2 separate regions of the Homo sapiens genome follow, and region 2 is linked to region 1. Evidence: chromatin contacts called from ENCODE Hi-C or POLR2A ChIA-PET data. All regions are on one chromosome and are shown on one strand. Each heading gives the region's core, a stretch centred on a gene start or an enhancer-like site at or near the end of the contact. The rest is flanking DNA. Distances are from core to core; before and after follow the strand shown.

Evidence for each region. Hi-C counts contacts between places; a loop is a spot of excess contacts on that map. ChIA-PET counts read pairs that join two places held with the same protein, here RNA polymerase II (POLR2A). Pooled maps may share reads with other maps.
Region 2: a pooled map shows a loop between it and region 1 (3-fold over the local background). The contact joins two enhancer-like sites. A Hi-C loop is called at or near these places in 1 of 168 maps with a recorded cell type or tissue (GM12878), 3 of 37 single-sample maps with no recorded cell type and 6 of 50 pooled maps. POLR2A ChIA-PET finds 5 or more read pairs at or near these places in 1 of 52 experiments (OCI-LY7).

Annotation. Positions count from the first base shown.
Region 1 is chr2:7,822,639-7,829,157 of GRCh38, forward strand. It overlaps LOC105373408 (a long non-coding RNA gene), which reads right to left. Exons shown (of 4, transcript XR_922750.1): 2 at 5,718-5,898; 3 at 1,850-1,986. Among named protein-coding and RNA genes, the nearest start is that of LINC01871, 100 kb to the left of the region's middle. Within about 2 kb of position 3,158, at least 5 of the 41 ENCODE cell types and tissues checked have a DNase peak (open chromatin) inside an H3K27ac peak, as active enhancers do; they include GM12878, where a contact is called at or near this core.
Region 2 is chr2:8,226,743-8,233,261 of GRCh38, forward strand. All of the region lies in intron 7 of LINC00299 (long intergenic non-protein coding RNA 299), which reads right to left. Among named protein-coding and RNA genes, the nearest start is that of LINC00299, 98 kb to the right of the region's middle. RefSeq lists an enhancer at 3,127-3,306. Within about 2 kb of position 3,014, at least 12 of the 41 ENCODE cell types and tissues checked have a DNase peak (open chromatin) inside an H3K27ac peak, as active enhancers do; they include GM12878, where a contact is called at or near this core.

The DNA.
Region 1 (6,519 bases), core at 1,908-4,407:
TTTGATTGCCCCTTAATCATGTTTTATATGTACAGACATGGAGTTGCTTGAATGCTGGAATTAGGTCCTATCCTGGTGTCATGAGGCTAGTCCAGTCCAGGTGCATAGTGGATTGGAGATCAAAGGATGACATTTCAGCCTCATGGAAAGTTCCCTCTTTATTCAGTTCTTCCGCAGAAGGAAGAGCAATTGATTGGAAGGAAGGGATCACCCGGGCCTCCAGAACTAAACCCAATGTTGTTTTCAGACTTTGGTACCTGAAGAATCATGAAGCCAGTACAACAATGACTCCTCTGCATCTCATAGCCAGGGCATGAAGGGGTCTTCCCTGGGCAACAGCTCCCTATTTTCACCTGTCAATGCAGTGTCTACCTGCTATCGCCTAAAAACATCCGTCCCCATTATAAAATCCTTCGGCACCAACCCACATTTAGTTTTCCTTCCTGACTGAAGCATGCCAGGGTTGCCCAATCTGCCGCTGCTCCTTTCCCATCTCAATCCTAATTAATTGATTAATCCTAATTAATCCTGAATTAATGTTATTCCAAAATTTAACCCCGACTTTTGCTAATTTGGGCATTTGTCCATTTGCTCATGGTGAAATCTGGACAATTGCTACATATTTTTGAAGACTGGTGAAGCGGTGTTACAACACTTGGCTTTAGAATGGGATGGGTAAGGAATATATTTGGGAACACTTTTGGCCTGAGTTTTATCATTTGGAAAATGGGATTAAGGCTAGCTATCTCCTAGAATTGTTGAATTCTTAAAATCTATATGTACAAACATACTTGCAAGGTGTAAGGCTGGAGTGTCCACCAGCACAGTGCAGTGTCTGGCTTATAGTACAAATCCAGCACATGCTGGTATATTTCCTCTTTTGACCCTCCACGCAGACGGAGGAGTGAGGACGGCCACCCCCACCTCCGTGCCCCTCCATCATACTCCACAGACACTGGAAAGCCCTCCCTCAACCACTGCCATATTGCCTTCATCTTTTCCTTTTTAAAAAATCTCACACTACACTCTTGCTGTTCTTTGAGGACAATGTCCTAGGGCTGTATATCTCCAAGGGTTGAAGCAATGCTGGCATGTACCTTGTGTGTAGTAAGTGTTTGTTGAATGAAATAAGAAGCAAACACATCTTCCCAATGGGTGAAGAAATCTTTTCATCATGGGAAAGATTCGAGTCCTTGTGTGTTTGGCAAAATGTTATCAATACATTTTCACATAAAGAGCTTTTTATCCCTTGAAATTATAGAGTGGGTTAAAAGTTTCATAATGGTTGGTTATTTTTTTTTCCCAAGATTTCCAAGTTTGTATGAGATGTTATTTTGGACAGTATTTTAAATTAAGTTCTTGATTTGGTATAAAAATATCATGAACCTCAGATGTAGCAAAGAACGCAGCTATTGTCAAAGGGTAAGCACTGTAAAATGAAACAAGTAGTATCATCTCCAAAACTCTTGTGCTAATTCTTCCAGAGCTTGTTCTGTGGGGAGAAACACACTGCTATGGAAACCACTAAAGAGAAGCAAAAAATTCTTTGTAACTAGGAGCTGGGGCCTTTAGCTTTGCAAATTAGTGCCAAAATACCACTTATCCATCTGCATCCCTGACAGTACAAAGATAGTAAAACATAGCACCTTATCCTGTACTTGCTCATGCAGATGGAGAAGTGTCTGAATGTGATAAAGACCATGTCTAGGTTTCTCCTGGACACCAGGATCTGGAAGGAGAACCCCACTGTGAGAAGCAGAGGTAGGGAGCACTGCATTCAGGCACATGAGATGACATTCCCAAAGGGCTTTTGCAAACCAGAAAGCATGGTGGATGTGATTTTTATTACCCTCCTGTGTGCTCCTGAGTGCTCTGCGTCTAGCTGTGCACGATCAAGCAGAATGCTGAAAGCAGCCCTTGTGTGTCTTGCATTTTCTGTGAGGAAGCTGCACCTACATTAACTCCTCTAATCTCTAATAGCACAACCTGTGGAATAAAACAGAGCGACGTGAGCATAGATTTTTACACATAGCAAGATGTGTCAGTTGCCAGTGTTTGCCTCCCCACTTGGACCACCTACTGGTGTCTTTAGGTTTCTTTGTGTTTTCCCTAATGCATAGGATGAATAACCAAATGGGAAACATAAAGATAGACATTTCATGGCTTGTCAGCCAAATAAATTAATATTCTTGCAAACATAGATGTCAAGCATGACCAAAAATAATCATGCTAACTGGGGCCACATGGATTTCCCTCAAGTAAAAAGTACCAATTAAGTTCTATGGAGATTATTTTTATTCCACAGTTTATCAAACCATTTTTTTTTAACTTCCTCAGCCATTTCTCCCTTTCTAAATGTCCTTAAATCTAATAGGTCCAGAAACAGGAGAGGGGGACAGAGGCATCCTTTCACTGATGAGTGGAAGGACAGGAGAGGTAATCCCTGCTAGGGTTGGAATGGGTCCCCTCCAAACTTCAGGTGTTGAATCTTAATGGTCAATGTGGTGGTAGTAAGAGATGAGACCTTTAAGAGGTGATTAAGCTATGAGGGCCCCTCTCTTGAGAATGGAATTGAGGCCTTTATAGAAGAGACTTCAAGCAGTATTCAGCTCACTTGGCCTTGTCATGTGAGGACACATCCTTTGTATCTTCTGGAAGATGAAGTAACAAGGTGCCACCTTAGAAACAGACCAGACACCAAATCTGCTGGCACCTTGGTCTTCGACTTCCCAGCCTCCAGAACTGTGAGGAATACATTTCTGTTATTTACAAATTATTCAGTCTCTGGTATTTTGTTATAGCAGCACAAAACAGACTAAGACAGTCTCCATACCATCCTCAGCCTAAAGAACCAGCTTCTTGCTCAGGTGGAATAGATCTTCTGGAGGGAAGCTATATTTCTACTAGAAAATCAGTTGTATTTTCACCAATCACGAAGGCTCTTCCAGACATCAGGGCAGTTGTAGAAGTGCCTGGAGAATGGAAATAGGCCCTTTTCCGGAACGCCCCCACACAGGCCAGTGGGACATTTATTTCCCTCTCTGTGAGAGACCTGTTTGGTTGGGAATGAGAGGAATGCTGTCTGACTTTTATACCCACTTCCGGGGAGCAGCCAGCTCCCACATGAGAAAGAAGACTTTGTACAGGGGCCAGGACCCTCACTGGATGCCAGAACCCCAGGACTTTCACTACACAAACATGTACATTCTGAATCATTCCTAGCAACTCTTCACGCAAAACAAACAAGCCGAGGAAAGTACCTCTCAGATGCACAAGCCAAGAATTCTAGAAACTCACTTTCCTAACCCCAAGTCATCTGCAGAGCACGCCCACAGAGAGCACCTGGGTGTGCGGCACTGCTTTTCTCTGGTGTTCACAGCTTTTAAAGACAGCTTTTGGGAAAGTATGTTCTCATTCATAGCCGATACAAAAGGTCCTTACACTTTTCTTATAGTTTAGTCATTTTGTAATTGTAACTGATTTTTCTTTGATGTTATTTCTTTTTGAGTCATATGAAGAAAAAAATAAACTTTGGTTTAAGCTTGTTAGCTTTACTTTTGTACAATAGCACTTGTCTTACTGAACCACATAATGAAATTAGAAGCTGCCAGATGTCAATCAGCGTGGCCCCAGGTACCATGTCCTTTTGTGTATCTGTGTGTATGGAATATATTTATCACGTGCTTATTGTGTGCTGGGAACTGTGTAAACTTTTTAATGCATTATGTCAAATTGTAATAATTACTCTGAATGGTGTTTTGTTAACCACGTTTTAGAGATGAAGAAAGTGAGGTTTACCTACAAGCAAACTTGTCCACTGTCATAAACTCATGATTGGTCCAAAAGATTTAGCAATCAAATCCTTTGCTCTATCCAGGAGAAGTTGCAGTTATATTTTAAGCACTTACAGAGTCCAGCGTTGGCAGATAGATACTTTTCATCATAATACATAAGTATCCATCTATTAATACTTTAAAGTTTTTAAATTAGTTTTCTGAGACTGATGTAAAAACTTACCACCAACTGGTGGTTTAAAATAACAGAAATGTGTTCTTTCATATTCTAGAGGCCGGCAGTCCAAAATCAAGGTGTCCTTTTAGTGCCTCCAAAGCAACAGATACTTTCTTCCTTTGCCTCTTCCAGCTTCTGGCAGCTCCAGCTGGCCTTTGGCTTATGGCCGCATCACTCCAATCTCTGCCTCTCTGGTTAGTTGCTTCCTAGTATTGTGCCTGCCTTTCGTCTGTGTGTCTCTTATAATATGCTTGTCATTGGATTTAGGGCCCACTCAAATAATACAGATGATCTCATCTCGAGGTCTTTAAGTTGTTTACATCTGCAAAGATTCTGTTTCCAAGTAAGGTTGCAGGTTCCAGGGAATAGGATGTGGGCATATGTTTTGAAAGGCTACCATTCTACTATGTAACACTACATTTTTAAACGGAAATGAACATTTAGCAAGTATTTTTAACACCTACCATATTTTTAAATATATGTTATCTTTCTTGAAATGTATATTGTGAAGTAGCTATACATTAATTAATAGAGAAGGATTATTTAATTCCTGAGTTATAAGCCCTTTCTGGTTTTAATATTTTATATATTCTACTGTTCAATTTCGTTACGGATATTTATACCTTATTGTTTAATTTCATTATAGATATTAGCATATCAAATTAAGATGATCTATAATTTTTCTATAATTTATTTTTCAGATTTTAGTATAAGGGTTATGCTATCTTCATAATTAAATAAAATAAAATTTCTTTTTCTTTCCCTACTCGCCATCATATTCTATGGAATATACTATGAAACACCAGATTTACCTAAAACACAAATGCATGAAAAAACATAATTTTAGAACTGTCTCGTTTCAGGACACTCATTAAAGTGAATTCTTTGAATTTTTTAAGGCCTTCCATGTTTATTGGTATGTTCAAATTATTTACCTGCTTGAATCCATTTTTAATCTATACTTTTCTAGAAAAACAATCAATTTCTGGCTTTTCAGAATATTGGTAGGAGTTAAAGTTATTTTTTCAACTAGTTTCAACAACTGTCCTCTGTACATGTTGTTAGAGACTCTTCTTCTATCTGACTTCTTTTCTTCTTTTTTTGTTCAGTGTTCCTGTCTAACTATATGGATGTTATATTAGAGTTTACATTGGATTATTGCTCTTTTATTCTTCTTGACATTTCCTAAGTGTCTTCTTGTTAAAATACTATATTTTAATGCAATTATCATATTTAGAATTAGTAAATAAACAGAAACCATTTCCCTATCATTTTATCTCTTTTCCAGTAAATTTTACTATAAAAATGTGATACCCTTTAAATTAAAATTTTTAACAAACAAAATCTCTATTTTCTTCCTTTGAACTTGGAGCCCTGGCCCAGTCCATCCTACAGACATGGTGCCATTTATCTTGGCCTTTTACTTTGTCACCCCCTTAATTCTACCAGAGGTATTGCTAACATCTCCAGTTAATAATTTCCACTAACAACGCAGAACTCAATTAGCATAATAAGCATTTCCCATCTGCACTGAGCACTCTTCCCGTCATCAGTCTGGAAACTAACTACTGTACAGAAAAATCATGGGGAATAATTAGAATTAGCACACACGAGCCACTCAACACAAAGCTCTTGCCATCCATTGGGCATAATCAGTAGGTTACGCAAACGTGGTTATTGTCATTTCCACTCAAACTAGAACATACGTGTGGAAGAAGATGACTTTGGAGTTTGATAAGAGGTTCTGTGGAGACTTGCCCAGGAGATGTCAAGCAAGGCAATGGCCTCCTGAGGGAGGAGCACACACCGCAGTCAGCCTCGGGGCCACCAGCCCAGCTGGGGCCTCTGCTCAAGTAGTTTTCTCTCTTACAGCTTTGGGACCCTCCTCTGGAAGAAAAACGAGTGACTGAAAATGAGTGAAGGCTTTCCCCAGTGCTGTTCCCAACAGCATCCAATGTGTAGACCCCTACATGCAAAGAGACCCCAATGCCTTCTCAGTTCCACATGCTGTCGATGCCTCAGATCGTCCTGGTTGCTGTCTATACTCACCTTGTTGACTACCCAAAGATATGGACCTGCTGAATTCTTGACCTCCATAAAGTCAATGGTCTTCACCCCATCCGCATTTTGGCCATCTTTTCCCTGGCCACCTCTCAGACCTTTGCACCATCCCAAAGCACACTGCCTTCTAAATGTGAGATGTGCCTTGTTTACTTTTTACTTCTGATTTGATTCCTAATTTTTTGTTTTATTGTGTGGATACTATGCATATAAAAGAATATAAAGAAAGTGTACATGTATATAAAAAATATAAGCATGTCACCCAGCATAGTAAAAACACTTTTATCCGAGATTTGGAGGCCACATGTGATCATTCCCAATGCAAAACCTCAACCTCAGTACCAAAGATAAGCATCACTTTGAATATTTTACTATTATTCTCCTGCATTCTTTCTAGTCTTATTATTTCCCTAAATAATTTAGTGTTGTGTGTTAGAATTTTATATG
Region 2 (6,519 bases), core at 1,764-4,263, 400 kb after region 1:
ACCTTTCTGGAGGGTCTGCCTGGTAGGCAAGCACGTGACTATGAGGTCGCACTTGAACTACAATAAGACAATGTCCGTGGAGCTCAGAAGAAGTTGCCTTTTCTTTTATTGACACATGTATGTTATATCAAAGGAAAATATTTTCTCAACCCTTCAGGAGGGACTTGCCTGGCAGGCTCTTGTTTGTGTGGGATGAGGTTAAGTGAGCCATGCCTTGGATGAAGAGTGTTCCGTACCTTGCAGCTCTCACCTCAGGAAGTAGTTTTCAGTGTGGACTCACTCATCATCTTCCTTTTTCCTCTTGTGCTGGGAGGACACTGTGTTGGTTCAGGAAAAGCTTGGACCGTGAAAGGGCAAATGCCTAGGGTTTGAGCCTCCCCTAACAGTCCTTGCCATCCCATCTCACCAAATTGCCAAATTCTTCCTCTCTTCTCTACAGCATTGACAAGAGTTTCTGCTGAATGCTTCCTTTGTCAGAGCAATTCTCCTTGATACTGTCAGTTTGTTAATCATCCCACTCCCCTTTCTAGCTCAACCCTTTTGATTGTTTTTTAATTAGTTTGGTTGACCAAAAAAGAACAAGAATTTTAATCTTAGTTGCTTTGACATCATAAGGTAGCATTAATTGTGATTGCCACAAGCCCAACTGAGATGCAAAGAGGTGCAGAGACACCATTTCCCCTGTTGGTAAATACTTCCGATTTTTGCAGGAGCACTTTCCCATCATTGCAGAGTATCAAGGGAGAAAAACCCAGTCTTCTTCTCCTGCTGGAATTCCCAACAAACTCCATTACTCAATGAAAGATAGCCATCGATGTTTCTATGCAGGATTCCTTTCCTGCTTTTCTCAGGGAATGTATGTATTTCTGAATCCCAAGTCCTAAGAAAAATAAGTTGTGAAAACAGGAAAGCTGGAGGAACTATCATAATGTTCCTACAAGAAATAGAGTTAGCAATCAAGACATTATTTGTTCAGAGGAAGCCACTGATTCAAGTTAAAAAACAAGAGCAGAAAATGTCTTATGTAGAGTCCAACATTAGGGTCAAACTTTCTGGAAATCAGGTGGGGGCAAAGAACTGAGAAGCAAGGTAATGTAATCAGTTGGTTTTGCTCATAGCTGTTACTATAAGAGTGAGTTCTGGCCCTGTCTGCTGCAAATGGTGTGTCATTGTTACAAACAAAATAAATATGAATACCTTTATACACAGAGTACACTTTACACAAATCCGATGACTGGTGTTCTAAGAAATAACAAATTTTGGAAGCAAAATAAATCCTTAACTTGGCAACACTGACATGATTCTGTGTAGTTCTGTTAAAAATGCTGGGAGATCCAAGTGTTACATTATTGGAATAATACCCCAAGATATTCCTTAGCATTTTCCAATGTTTGAATATTTACTAGAGGCTACAGTTCTTTGTGAATACTTTAATAGGAGAAATGCAAAGATAAGACATCAATGTGGAATACTTCTACATGAAATCAGAAATTGATATGAAATTCAGATTAGCAAAAGTAAGATGGCTTTCGAAGGCAAAACCAAAATGAGGACCAGTAGACAAACTATTTTCACTGTTAAAATAGGAGACAAGCAACATGCCCCCTAATAATCAAATTGAGGGTGCTTTTGGAGGCACATTTATAATTCGACCAACTCGACATGAAATAGAAAAAAACTGTGTGCATCTTAGGTATTTGTTACAAAACATGGATCAAAACTATTGCACATGGCAACTGATGTTTTGAGTGTTTTAAAATGTTATTTTTAAGAATGGCAACTTTTAGATATTTAATATTTTGATAATATCTTTCCACTTTTAAATAATTTTTATTTGGCGTATATTTTGTGTTAAAGTTCTCTTAATGTTTTCTATTATGGAATGGTTCTATCAAAAAGAGATCACTCTTGCAGTTATGAAAATATTTCATCTTGTCAGCAATACATCACTTCATAATCATAATAAACCATGCATTTGCTATCATATATTTTGTTTGCAGAAAGTTTCTGAAAGTTTTATCATAGCACTATTAAAAATGATTTACTATTTATTAGTATGATCACTTATAATTAATTTAAAATATTTATATAAAATATTACTAAAAAATAAAGACTAACTTACAATTTCAGGGATTCCCTAGAATTCTCAGGAATTCCAGCTTCTTATTCTCAAGTCCCAAACATTAATATTTCTTGGGAGTGTGAAAACACTACGTACAATGGTGCTTATGTAGATCTTGTAATGTAGATTTTGGCAGACAGAAAGTACAAGTTTCGCCAAGTAACATTATCCAGCATCGTAATAAATGCTAATATGAAAAGGCAAGCAAACTTAATAAGATTTATAAAATGAAAGCCACATTGCTTTGATGATGTGATAACGTAAAGGTAAAATGTCTCTTCCAACTTGTAGTACTTCTTTAGAGCTAACTTTTATTTCACTTAGAAATGTGTGGAAGAGTTAATCCCTATAAATAGTAATAATTATTACTGAAGTAGAAACTTAAATCCTTTGAAATTTAGATTCTAAACTAACATGCATTCTTTAAATCATTTTACACATGGTATCCCTTGATATTGGTGGTGAGAAAAAAGAATGAAAACAAAGAAATAGAAAAGAGGCAGTTCTTATATAATCTCACAGAAAAATAGATTTCCTTGAAAACAGTTTTTGGAGAGAAGCCTTGGGTCTGAAATAATTCAATAAAATAAACATCCTCTGAGCTATTCCTAATTTATCTTTACTTGATGGTGGTTGCAGATTGGATTCTCCAGGAAGCAGATGCCCAGATGGAGGTTGAGAGTCGATTCGCTTTGTTAGAGACCGACACCTATTAAGCAAGAAAAGGGAGGACGCAGGATTGGGCAGGGTAGCTGGCAGAGAGCAACGACAAATGATGAAACAAAGTCTCTGCCAGGGAGATCCAAGGCTAAGGTTGTCTTTGAGAAGTCCCATGTGGGGCAGAGTCGGTTCTTTCTTGTTACCACAACTTTGCAGGGGCAACCGGTAGGGCCGCCCTGAGAACAGCATGACTCAGCAAAGCTGAGGCAAACCTCCAAGCAGCTGCAGCTGGAGACTATGAGTTAGCCACACTCTACGCCTCAGGAAGCAGGTCCTTTTCTTTCTCTTTCTTTCTTTTTCTTTCTTTCTTTCTTTTTTTTTAATTTGAGATCTTGCTCTGTCACCAGGCTAGAGTATAATGGCGCAATCATAGCTCACTGCAGCCTCAACTTCCAGGGCTCAAGTAATCCTCCCACCTCAGCCTCCTAAGTAGCTGGGACTACAAGTGTAAGCCACCATGCCCAGCTAATTTTAAAATTTAGCTATCTCACTGTGTTGCCCATTCTGGTCCTAAACTCCTGGGCTGAAGCAATCCTCCCATCTAGGTCTTCCAAAGTACTGAGATTATAGGTGTGAGCCACCGTGCCTAGCCAGCAAGTCCATTTTTTAAAGGGAATCTGAACAGCACATCTCTGCATCTGCCAGACAGTAAATAAGACCAAAAAGGCAACAACAAAAGGGGTCTTATGTTCTTCCTCATGAACAACAGAACCTCAGTAACCACTTGAAAAGTTCTTTAACAAGTATAATGTATATAGAAACTTTTTAGGAATTAGAACTACTTTTGATATGTGTGTCATAATAAAATAGTAGCAAATTGAAGTATAAATTATATTCTGGGATATTGATGGATTCCAATATATGTAAATTTCTTACTAAACCAGAAAAGTATAGGAATGTTGGCACTAGATTACTGACATTAATTGGTGTGCAGCAAATAAAACTATATATTTTCTCCATCTCTTCCTGGGGTCACCTTGTATTTGCAAAGGCTCACAATGAGATAATAGGCCAGATTTGTAAAAGGTACTCTCCGTTTTGGCCCAGGCAATTAAACAGAAACACAAAAACTGCCCCCACAATTGCCTAATTGCAGGTGCAATCAGTAACTGGCAGGTGCAATTAGACAGGAACCTCATTCAGGAGCTGTGAGTGACAGATTAGTCAATTATTCAATAGTAGACACAATGATTTTCACATGCAGTTTTGTATTCAAAGCTACTCATAGACTTTAAAATTGATAAATGATGGGTAAGACTCATGAAAAAAGTCTTTCCCAAACTAATTGTCTATCATTACCAAAGAAGAGACTGATTTGATTCTTGACCTCATCTATGAACTTGAGTCAACAAAAGAGAACAGTCCAATCCCTGGCTTAACCCAAATTTCTTAAGAATCCTTTGAAGAATGAGAAATTCAGGATCGTCTTAGACCTTCTAAGGCCTCTCCTCACCTTAGCAGATCTTTAATACTCTTTCTGTCAAAGCACATGACATTGGAGTCAATCTAAAACTTGCCCTGCATGAATCATTTATTCAGCAAAAATTGTGAAGAACCATCTCTGTATCAGGGACTGAGATATGAGTGATAGGACATGATCTCTGCCAAGAGGTAATGAGATGCAATAATTGAAGAGATGTGAGGGCAGAGACAGAAGAGAAGGAACCCCACCCCGCCTAGAGTAGACTGGCAGACTCCATGGGATAGGAGCAGGCATTGGACAGAGTCAAACAACAGGCTTCAATGCAAAGGGGTATATATTTATGTGAGAGTATAATCACCTGTCAATCATCAGGGATAAAATGCCATCTAATAATAGCATATTCCGTTTCACAAATTAAAATGAATAATTCTTCTTTAAAAGGATGATTCTACTACATTGATTAGGGTAAACTAAACGCTTTACTAAATATACCTAAACATAGTTTTGACTCAAATGCCACAGAAATCCATTTAACAAGATAATAGATTTCAAGTCAAATAATCAATAATTTTATCAAGTATAAAAACACTACATACCATAAGTGAAAGACAAAGATCATCAGCCTGAATTTACAAAAAGCACAATCCAACTATATGCTGCTTATAAGAAACATACGTAAGTATAAAAAAACAGAAAGTTTCAAATAAACAAATGGAAAAAAATATACCATGTAAACATTAATTTTAAAAAAGCTATTCTAATCACAGAAATACCAAAGGGTACATTTCATTATGACAACAGGATCAATCCAACGAGAAGACATAACAACCCTAAATGTGAACACACATAATAATATAACCTCAAAATATATAAATTTAAGAATTGGTAGAACTAAAGGCAAAATAAATGAATTCACAATCACAGTTAAAGACCGTGAAACACACCCCAGTAACTGATGAAACAAGCAGCCATAAATATCAGTAGAGACACTGGAAATATGAACAATACAAAAACATGTGATGTAATTAGCATGCATAGAACACTACACCCAACAACTAAAAATACACGTTCTTTTCAAGTGCACTTATTCTAGGGCTAGCTATGACCTACTACTGAGGCATGACGCATTTGGTATCTCTGAATGCCCCAAGCATTCAGTGAGGCCTACTGACTTTGGCTAGATAGAATCTGAACATCTCCCAGACCTATGCCAGCTCTAGGAATCACAGACTTTACATCTTCCCTGTCCTTCTTGCCTGGCATCATGGAATTTCATCCTCTGCATGTTCACTTTAGTGATCAGCAAGGGAACCAAGAGAAAACCAGCACAGATCTCTGGCACTCTTTCCCTGCATGGCTCCTTCTAGTACCCTGTCCCACCAGTTCCAGCATCTCCACCACCTTGAGCCCTGGTCTCTGTCTTCTCAGCTCAGCAACACCACCATTCTCTGCCTGGAATCCTCTCCCTACACTGAGGTTGAGAAAGTGCTTCCAGGCGGGAATCCATGGCTGTTGGTTCACCTCATTTGTTTCCGTTACCTGCAGTCTATACTCCAGGGTCTGACAACAGTTGTTTCATAGAGTTGATTCAATTTTCTACTTGTTTAGAGCAGAATAGTAAGTTTGGGCCCCATTATTTCACTATGGCTGCCTGGGTTTTTTTAATCCCTTTAAAATATTTTATTGATCATTGATGTGTATGGGCTCACTAAACAATTTTGATAGAAGCATTTTTGTCCAGTTTCACCATTCTAGTACTGTTCATTTTTTATATTGCTGAGAATATACTTCATCTTTGTGATGCCATATACAGATCAGCTCACACAAAGTCATTAGGCTATGAAGGGCAGAAATCTTAGAATCTTGCAGTAGTTGAATTCAGATCTAAAAGGGTACTTAAAAGGTCTATTCCAACCCCTCATTTTCAAAAGTGAAGTAGTAGAAACTGACTAATTGTTCATTGAATCTGTTTCCCCTTCTTCCTGGCCAAAACTAGTATGTATTCACCAGCCTGATGTGCAATTAAGTATGGCCATGTTACTCATTGCAGCCAATGAAATGTGAACAGATTCTTCAATTCTTTCTTCATCTACCAGCTCGATTACTGAATGACCATGTGGAAGTCTGGAGAGCAATAAGAACACCCAACTGGCCTTTGTACAAATAGGCATCCTATCTACTTTTAAAGTGTGAAACCACTGGGAGTTGGCAGCTGCTCTTACCTTCATAGATGCATAAATGGGAACTGATGCCC